Linked DNA regions of Homo sapiens: region 2 is linked to region 1. A link is a loop called in an ENCODE intact Hi-C map of the cell type or tissue named here. Cell type or tissue: ascending aorta. All regions are shown on one strand. Region 1 holds the start of NXNL2 (nucleoredoxin like 2). Region 2 has its middle 59 kb from the start of SPATA31C2.

Region 1 (5,000 bases):
GAAGAACCTGTCTTGGGGAGGTAGGGAGGCAGTGGCAGGTGGGAGCACACATGAGCTAGGGTCCAAACACTCACATATGTGCCACTGTCCAAGACCTCTCATATACCACACAAATTCAAAGATAAATTAAGAATTTTGGCTGGGTGCGGTGGCTCACGCCTGTAATCCCAGCACTTTGGGAGGCTGAGGCGGGCGGATCACGAGGTCAGGAGTTAGGGACCAGCTTGGTCAATATGGTGAAACCCCGTCTCTACTAAAAATAAAAAAATTAGCCAGGCGTGGTGGCGTGCACCTGTAGTCCCAGCTACACGGGAGGCTGAGGCAGAAGAATCACTTGAACCTGGGAGGTGGAGGTTGCAGTGAGCTGAGATCACGCCATTGCACTCCAGCCTGGGCCACAGAGCGAGACTCCATCCAAAAAAAAAAAAAAAATCACCAGGCTGGGCAACAGAGGGAGACCCCATCTCTAAAAAATAATAATAATAATAATAAAAACAATTAGCCTTGCATAGTGGCATGTGGCTATAGTCCTAGCTACTCAGGAGGCTGAGGCGGGAGGATCCCTGGAGCCCAGGAGTTGGAAGCTGCAGTGAGCTATGATCCCACTACTGCACTCCAGCCTGGGTAAGAGAGTGAGATTCAGTTTCTAAACAAAAAACAAAACAACAAAGACTGCAACCGCAGAACACTGAGCCCCAAGTGAGTGCAGGGCCCTGTGCCTCTGAGGGTCTGCATGCCTAGGAAGCCGCCCTGCCCCCGACATCGGCAGCAGGAAGTGCGATCCATTCCTGGATGGAGGTTGGGTGAGTTCCCCAGGGCAGGCAGTATTAATGCGAATGACCGTTAATTTTCTCGGGAGGGTGGCACCGTCAACTAATTAGGAATGCTGTCTACTTTGGCTCATTGTGTGTTCAAGGATAAGATGACAAAACAAAATAGTCTGGATGATTTTGAGAGCTTAGCTGCATTTCATTCCTCTTACCTCTGAGTTTTAACGTAAGTCAGGGGCCTCCTCATGCAAGATTTATACTGCTCACAGTTCCTCTCAATTTTTTCCTCCGATTTGTCTATCCATTTTCCCCAGAGGACAGTGAATCGGGGCTCTTGACAGCCTGCTTCACCTAAGAGCGCCAATCAATCCTCCCGCAGGGTTTCCACTGAGCTTTGGCTGCTAAGTACATTTACGCAACCGAGCCGACGGGCTGTGCCTGCAGGCAACGGCGTCCGCCAATTTCCGTTCATTTAACGGCGAGACTGGGGGAGCCCGGGCCGGCAGGCGGGTCCTCAGGAAGCGCAAATTTCACCTTCCCTGACTCCTCTCACCGCTAGATTAAAACTGCGCCCCTCGGTGGCTCAAGCCTGTAATTCCAGCACTTTGGGAGGCAGAGGTGGGTAGATCACCTGAAGTCAGGAGTTTGAGACCAGCCTGGCTAACATGATGAAACCCCGTCTCTACTAAAAATACAAAAATTAGCTGGGCGTGGTGGCACGCGCCAGTAATCCCAGCTACTCAGGAGGCTGAGGCGGGAGAATTGCTTGAACCCGGGAGGCGGAGGTTGCAGTGAGCCGAGATCACGCCATTGCACTCCAGCCTGGGCAACAAGAGCGAGACTCCATCTCAACCAACCAACCAAACCAAACCAAAATAAAACAAAACAAAAACCTGCGCCCCTCCTCATGGCTCTTCTTTTGGCATAGCACCTGCAAAATATCTTCCTTATTTATTGTTTGTGCCCGTTAGAACATAAGCTCCAGGCAGGCACAGGAGCAGGACTCAGGGGTCGGTGAACGTGACGGGAGTCCAAAGTCAGTGGGGGATCCATCTTGTCTTAGGAGAGCAAAGACCTTCTCTCTGTCCTCCCCAGTTCCATAGCTGGCTCTATGAAATTAACTGCCAACGGGCAGATGAACGGGGGGAACGGGAATACACATTTATTAATCTTTAATATCACCTGCATGGGGGCATTGCAGGAAACTAGGTGAAAACCCCCCAAACCAGTGAGCTTTGAGAGCTTCTAAAATTGGGGAACTGGAAGCTGGTGTAGGCCACTTAGGGGAGAGTAACTGATTTTTAGGAAAGATGCATAAGTCTTTATGAGTTTGTGACAAAGTTTGTCTAGGTGTGGTGTGGACTTCTGCTGTGATAAGAGTCCATCCTCCCGGGAGGGAATTTACGACAATCAGTTTCTTTTGGAGGTTCCGTCTTTAGACAGGTAAGGGGAGAACGTCTCTCTGCATTTGCTATTTTTCAAGTGCCTCTCGCTCAAAATAATCAATATACCAAAGCGGCATATTTTAGGATGGCATATTTTGGTTTCATTCACTGTCTTTAAGTTTTTGATATTTTGTTCATTATAAACTTTTTTTGCATTCATTTTGACTTTTTAAGATATTGTATTAAAACATTATTTACCTTGACTACTGAGTTTTTTTGTCGCGCCCTTAAATTTTGCCCCTATGCGAGTGCCTCGCTCGCTTGCCTCCTTCTAGCCCGGGTCTGGCAGGGAGTTGAAATTATTTTTCTCACTGCTGAATTCCCAGGGCCTACAACAGTGCTCGCCAAAAAATTAATACTCTTGGTTCTTCAAATAAAACATTCTGTAAGGACTGCTCCCAATTTCTTCCTGAACTTCACGAACCCTCCCAGCCAGGCCACAGGATGTCAGGGGCAAACACCCTGAACCAACGGAGCTCAGGTTCCCTACCACCCCGCCCAAGCCCGCTCCAAGCCCAATTACCCTTCCCCTTCCTCGTCGTCCCATCCTCCCTGATGCCTCTTCCAGGGTGCTGGGCCGCGCGGCAAGAGCTCCAAGGCAAGATTCAAATGCCCTGGGGAGACGGCTGCGGGACACCTGCGGCGGGGCCCGGCAGGGAGCGCGAGACTGGAAGAGAGGCCAGGAGGGAAGGAGAGCGACGCGGGGTTTTGGGGGAGGGGCTGCGTGGGGCGCTGAAGGGGAGCGCGAGGAGTGGGAGGAAGTGAAGGAGGAGGAAGAGCACGGTGTGGGGGAAGCGCAGGAGGCAATAGGTGGGGCGGGACGGAGGGCAGGGCGCTGCGTCGGGAGAAAGTGTAGAAGCGCTGGGGAGAGTGCCCACGACGGGAGAGCCCAGGGGCGCGAGGGCGCGGGAGTGTGGGCGGGGCGCAGTGGGGATGGGGGCGGGGGCGCGGGATGTGGTAGGGGGCGTAGTGGGGAGAGAGTGCAGGAGTGTGGGCAGGGCGCAGTGTGGGGAGGGTGCGGGAGTGTGAGCGGGGCGCAGTGGAGGGAGTGCAGGATGTGGGCTGGACAACCAGTGGGAGAGGGCGCGGGAGGTGGGCGGGGCGCAGTCGGGATGGGGGCGGGGGCGCGGGATGTCGGCGGGCCGCAGTGAGGGGGAGGGCGCGGGAGTGTGGGCGGGGCGCAGTGGGGGAGGGAGCGGGAGTGTGCGCGGGGCGCAGTGAGGGGAAACTGTGGAATGTGGGCGAGGCGCAGTTGGAGAAGAGTGCGGGGATGTGGGCGGGGCGCAGTGAGGGGAAACTGTGGAATGTGGGCGAGGCGCAGTTGGAGGAGAGTGCGGGGATGTGGGCGGGGTGCGGTGGGGGAGGGTGCGGAGATGTGGGCGGGGCGCAGTGGGTGGAGAGTGTAGGGATGTGGGCCCAGCGCAGTGGGGGACAGTGTGGGGATGCGGGCGAGGCGCAGTGGGGGCGGGGGCGGGGATGTGGGCGGGGCGCAGTGGGTGGAGAGTGCGGGATGTGGGCGGGGCGCAGTGGGTGGAGAGTGCGGAATGTGGGCGGGGCGCAGTTGGGGAGCTTGCGGGGAATGTGGGCGGGGCGCAGTGGTGGGAGGGCGCAGGAGTGTGGGCGGGGCGCAGTTGGGGGAGGGTGCAGAGACCTGAGGGCTTGAGGTTGCCTGGCTGGCCCCGCTCCCAGAGGCGGGTGCCGCGCTGTCGCCCAGGTATCTGGGGTCTCTGGTGTCTGAGTGTCTCATTGTCGGCGCGAACACAATTGCTCCAGCCACAGGCGAGGCCTGGCCAAGGTGTGGGCGCATCTGGGGCAGGTCTTGAGAGGTCCAGCGCCCGGTGGTGCGGACAGAGGCGGGGCACCGCGGCGCTCGCCGCCGCCTCCCCGCAGGTGATCATCCTCCTGCAGGTGTCCTCGGGTCTCAGGTGGCTGCGTGTCTGCGCCATGGTTGACATTCTGGGCGAGCGGCACCTGGTGACCTGTAAGGGCGCGACGGTGGAGGCCGAGGCGGCGCTGCAGAACAAGGTGGTGGCACTGTACTTCGCGGCGGCCCGGTGCGCGCCGAGCCGCGACTTCACGCCGCTGCTCTGCGACTTCTATACGGCGCTGGTGGCCGAGGCGCGGCGGCCCGCGCCCTTCGAAGTGGTCTTCGTGTCAGCCGACGGCAGCTCCCAGGAGATGCTGGACTTCATGCGCGAGCTGCATGGCGCCTGGCTGGCGCTGCCCTTCCACGACCCCTACCGGCAGTGAGTGGGGGTCCTGGGGGGGCGGGGGCCGCCCGGCACGTCTCCCCCATGTTCCCCCAGGCCTCCCCCTCTGCACTGGGGAGCTCTTTATGACGCCCCCCCCCAACACCTCCCCGTCTCTCGGTTCACGTCCGGACTCCGGTAAATCACACTCAGTCTCAGTTTCAACCTCTCTTGGAGACCAGGGAGGGTGCAGACCAGATTCGAAAACCCAGGGCATCGGCACCCCAAGGGGGCTCGTGGAGCATGGACGCGGGCGCGTTTCTGCCTGGGGTCTGGAGCTCCGGGAATCTGCATTGCGAAGGAGCTCCCAGTGGTGGTGATGCTGTGAGTTCGCGGGCTCGGCTCCGGGAACCGCCGGCCCAATCAGCCCTGGACTCCCGGCGCCGCTGCGTCATCCTCCCAGTTAGTGGGCAGGAAGCACAGGGACATGACCCGGTGTCTGGATGCGGGGATGAGGGATGACCCGCGAGGACATCAGCTCTGTGACAGGCACCCACAGTGCAGGCCGTGGTTGGTTTGCTGGGAGGGAGGGACGG
Region 2 (5,000 bases), 340 kb before region 1:
CTGAGGTCAGGAGTTCCGGACCAGACTAGCCAACATGGTGAAATGCCGTCTCTACTGAAAACACAAAAATTAGCTGGGTGTGGTGGTGTGTGCCTGTAATCCCAGCTACTCAGGAGGCTGAGGCAGGAGAATTGCTTGAACCCAGGAGGCGGAGGTTGCAGTGAGCCAAGATCTCGCTATTGCACTCCAGCCTGGGCAACAAGAGCAAAACTCCATCTCAAAAAAAATAAAATAAAAATAAAAACTGAAAGAAATCGCCAGATGGTTGACACTTTTCTACCATCTTGTGGTTACAGAAAGAATGGAGGCTCAGAGCACGGCCAACGTAAATTATGGCAGTAAGAGATTATGGAGGGAGAGAAGAGGCCTGTCTCACAAAGGGGAGTCCTGTTATGTAGATGATGAAACCTCACAGGTTGCAGCTCTCGGAGAGAATACATGGTAAGAGTTTCCTTCAGACCTTTAAAGATGTTGGATTCTCAGTTAATCTTTTTTAGATCTGGATAAGAGAGGGCCTCAGAGGAGGCCTGGCTGCACCGTGCAGATTCTGCACAGATGCAAAGTTTCCCAGGAAAGACAGTTTTTCAGGGCTACTTCTGTTTGCAAGCCCTCTGAACAGCCATCTCAAAATACGTCAAAGAAGGATACTTTGGAGCGAAATATTTTGGTTTCCTTCACGATCCTCACTGGAACCCATGATAGCCCACATCCTGGCCCTGAAGTTTTAGGGTGTTAGGTAATGTATATAAACAAAATAAGCCAAAGGACACCTAAAAAACAAGCAGGCAATTTCTCAGCAACTTTATTACTTTTATAACGGGTTAATAATTCTATGGAGAGCCCTGGAATTTACTACAACTTTCTGCCTTTGTTTCTTATAGAAGCAAAGGGAGTTACCAGTAAGGTAGTAATAAATTCCAAGAATCACTTAAAGATTGCTTTTATCCATGAGAAACATACCTCAATAACATGTGGGGGCCAAGGCAGGGCTTTCCCTTTGACCCTCTCTGAAGTTTCACTGAAAAATCAACTTGCAAAAGGCAGATTAATAGGAGAAAAGCCATACAAATTCATTTAACATGTATACATCGGGGGCCTTCTGAATGAAGACCCAACTTCCCAGTGAGGTACAGAAGCTTATATACCATTCTGAGGTTAGGAGACAGGAATAACAAGGGTGGTTGCAGGAGAATAGAAAATTCCAGGCAGTGGTTTCACATGGCTAGCAAAAGGAAACTGTAGAAATAGCTGCAGAAACTATGGGCTGATAAGACCCTAAAAGCCAGGGTGCGGACTAAGCTGGGTGAGACTAACCGGACTCAATGTGGCACTGGATTTGACCTAGGTTTCACCTAGAACCTCATTATACGCTCATTAGCATACAAATCACACACCCACCAGCACCATGACAGTTCCAGGAACATCCATATTTGGTGTGAAAATGAGTAGCACTAGAGTTCCAGAACATCTCCACCTTTTTCCAGGAATCTTCATGAATATTCCATCCCTTAGTTAAAGAAACCCACAAAGGCAGCCCCTCCAAACCCCTTTGCATGTGACTGTCTCTTGAGTACACCTGCACTCCCCTTTCTTGAGTGTGTACTTTTCACTTTGCAATACATTTCCGTACTTGGACTATTTTCTGACTCAGCCTTGAATTTATTCTCACTGGGGTGGAGGTCCCACTAGCAACTGGGGACTTCCCGCAGCCCACTGATGTCAGTTACAGAAAGAATGGGAGCTTGGATCCTGGTAAAACAGGTTATGGGAGTGGAGAGAAGAATTCCATTGAGGGGCAATAAATGATTACTAGAATGAATGACTGTATGGGAAACAGAAATTAACTTGTAAATAGTTCTCTTTGGAATTTAAATGATCCCTGGAGCAAGTTATTATCTTCTTTTCTGTAATGGATAAGGAGATAACAGGGAAGACAGCAAGAATAATTGTTCTCCTTGGTGAGTCTGTCCTACCTGTATGTATAGATAGGAGAAAACCAGTGCTTATTGATCTCTAAGGGTTTTTAATTTAAAATACTCATTATACCAGGGACCTGTATTTTGGAGTGAAATACTTTGAAACAACCAAAGGCAGAGAGATAGTCCCAAATTATCGATGAGAAGATTAAGTAAAGTGGGCAGAAGAGAAAAAGATTATATGTCTATAATACTGCTACCCTTCCATTACTTCTCACATCGGGCAGAATTAAGATATTTCCCAAGACTGAGACACTCATGGAAGGCAGCCAGCCGTCACCACAAATCTTCATAAGCTCACTGCAGCTTTCCTGCTGCTACACACAGGCACATTCTCTCCCCCTCTTCTTTTTTTTCCTTCCTTCCTTCCTTCCTTCCTCCCTCCCTCCCTCCCTACCTCTCTTCCTCCCTTCCTTCCTTCCTTTCTTCTTTCCTTCCTTTGCTGAGTCAAACTCAATTGTGTGTTACTTCTACAAACATTTTGTTATAAATATTTTCAAACATACACAAAAATAAAGGAAGTATAAAATGAATCTTCACGTATTTATTACCCAGTTTCAAGTATAAACATTTTGCCAATCTTGTTTTATCTACTCTCCACCCCTTCCTCTCCTCACCACTCAATGTTTCTCTGGATCATTTTAAGGCAAATTCCAGGTTTTCAGTCTTAAATGTATCACGTCTGTCTAAAAATAAGCACTTAAAAAAAACCTAATCACAGCACATTATCATACTTTCCCAAATTAATATTTCTTGATTTCATCTAATACCCAGTTTGTTTTAAAATTTTCTCAAAAATAACTTTATGCAGTTGGTGTGTTCAAATAGGCTCTATGCAAAGTCTACATCGTGCATTTGATAAATCTCTTAAGCTCTTTCAATATGTGATACTTCCCCTTCTTCTTTCTGGCTTTCAGGCCATATGTTTGGTCTGCTCAATTTTCCACAGTCTGGATCTTGATGAATTGCATTCTTATGGTGTAACTAACACATTCTTTTGCTTCTTGTATTTCCTGTAAGCTGATGTTTACATTTAGAGGCTTGTTTAGACGCAGGTTTGAATTTTTTTAGCATGAAAGTTCCAGTTGCACTGCAGAATGTCTGGTGATCCCAGGTTTAGCACTTTTGAGGTTGATCAGTTAAAAAGTAGCTGTTTGGGAGGCAAAGGGCACATGTTAGTCGCCTTTGCATGCCCATTGTCAAGCACAGCATTGTGCCTAGAGCAATCCCTGGCAATGTTTACTGAGTTGAAGCAGTTGATGAAACCCAGATTTGTGAGACTTCAGATACAAATCTTCTATTCTCAGCTGAGATGCCTAAACTTTATTAATTCACATCTGTATGTTGTAAAAGTTCTATTTTATTTTACGACCTTAGCCAGTTTTGACCAGTTCACCTTGGCTGCGGTTGTTTCTGTTTCATCTTTTTCTCATAAATAGTGTCAACCTTAAATAATGAGATTCAGAAAATATGACTAAGGATAGAGTTTATTCGAGTGCAAAGCTTGAGGATAGCCACTCATGAAGCGTCAGCTCCAAATGAATATGGTCAGCATTCCCAAGTGGAGAAGTTAAGGTTTCACTTTTACAGACAGAGACAAAGACATTTTCAGAGGATTACAACATTTTCTATAGGAGACCAGTGCATACATTAAAGCAATTTGATTGGTCACAGATTGCTACGTGCCAAGGAAGATTACTTTATTACTCAATGAGGAGGGATGGTGATCTGAGGAGGTCTTCTCTCTCGTGCTGTTTGGTCTTCTTAATTATTCACAGGGGGAAAAAAAGGCGGAAGTTGCCGCTGCACGTGACTCAGGCTGCATAGCCACATTTGTCTCAAGGCTCAGAATAACTTAAAGTTCCAACAACTTGAAGTTTGAATTATTTAATTTCACAATAGAAATTAAAACAAAGATTTTAACGTTTCTTAATAAGAAGAAGCCATCTTCATGCGAATTGTGAAATTTTTAAATTAAATATATTTTTAAAGTTAGTAATTTACTCAAGCGTTGTTTAGACATTGTTTTAGAAACTGGTATCTTGAGTGTCTATGCTTGTCATCTTTCATGATGAATGGTCCCTGTTTATTTGCAAAACTTGCCAATCTGCCAAAGCTTTATTTGCTGGGAAGTTAGCATGTCTGGGAAAGTAACACTTTCTTTTTGCTTTAGTAACGTATAAATATTTTTAAAAAAGGATATACATATTTTTAGGAAAATATTCTTAGCAAACCCAAGATTGAGATCTATGAGTTCATTTTTCCCCTATTTTTCTACACCTTTAAAAAAATTCCCCTTTGGAGATTGAAACAGGAGAAAGGGTAGGGCCCAATATCACACAGGGACAAGAGTTGAGCCTGGGAGAGTCTTGTATTCAGGACCCAAACTGGGTGCAGGGCTGGCTCATTAGGAGTTGAAATGCCTCTGCACCAGTCACGGGTGGAAATAGGTGCATTCACATGAACATGGTTGCATCAGCTTCATCCACAGGAGCCCTGAACCCGTCATTAACCTGTGATCTGGTTGGAATCTATGTACCCTATGGGTCAATGTGAAATTACTTCTCAGGGAGGCAACCACAGCTGAGGGAGTCCACAAGGTAAAATTTCCACAGAAGATAAACTCACATGTAAGAACTGCAAAAAACATACAAGAATGTCTAGTATTGTGACAATAGTAAACCCAGGTCTGCTGCATACAGACCGTACAATTGTAGGTGTGTAATTCACATTGATCACAATTGCACACTCATACACACACCCCATGCAAAACCTTACGGTAGGAATTCTAAAGTGACCTGATAAAAATATTGAATCCTCAAATTGATAACGTAGAGAATGACATTTGTGGAACAAGAACATTCAAAATTTTTAAATGCCATTATGGCAAGGGAACAGATGAGTATTTTTAAAAAATCAGATCTCTGGCCTGGAGTGGTGGCTCACGGGGCCAAGGTGGGTGGATAACTTGAGGTCAGGAGTTCAAGACAGACCAGGCTGGCCAACATGGTGAAACCCCATCTC

What was found. Hi-C counts contacts between places; a loop is a spot of excess contacts. Peaks named below come from ENCODE experiments on the same cell type or tissue, not always from the same donor. Only the 100,000 strongest peaks of a DNase experiment are listed, where the experiment ranks them.
Region 2: a loop joins it to region 1, with 2.5 times the contacts of the local background. A loop is called at or near these places in 3 of 110 quality-filtered maps.

What each region holds. Positions count from the first base shown.
Region 1 is chr9:88,531,276-88,536,275 of GRCh38, forward strand. NXNL2 (nucleoredoxin like 2) reads left to right here and starts at 3,903. Exons shown (of 2, transcript NM_001161625.2): 1 at 3,903-4,461. The coding sequence starts at 4,160. LOC105376134 (a long non-coding RNA gene) reads right to left here and starts at 3,265. Exons shown (of 2, transcript XR_007061653.1): 1 at 2,739-3,265. RefSeq lists enhancers at 3,689-4,523, 4,524-5,000. In ascending aorta, CTCF peaks have their summits at 2,873 and 3,125; DNase peaks (open chromatin) are centred at 1,236, 2,826, 3,696 and 4,814; H3K4me3 peaks cover 2,655 bases; H3K27ac peaks cover 2,689 bases.
Region 2 is chr9:88,194,944-88,199,943 of GRCh38, forward strand. No RefSeq gene overlaps it. Among named protein-coding and RNA genes, the nearest start is that of SPATA31C2, 59 kb to the left of the region's middle. In ascending aorta, no CTCF peak of the experiment used is centred here; a DNase peak (open chromatin) is centred at 2,241; H3K4me3 peaks cover 829 bases; H3K27ac peaks cover 1,627 bases.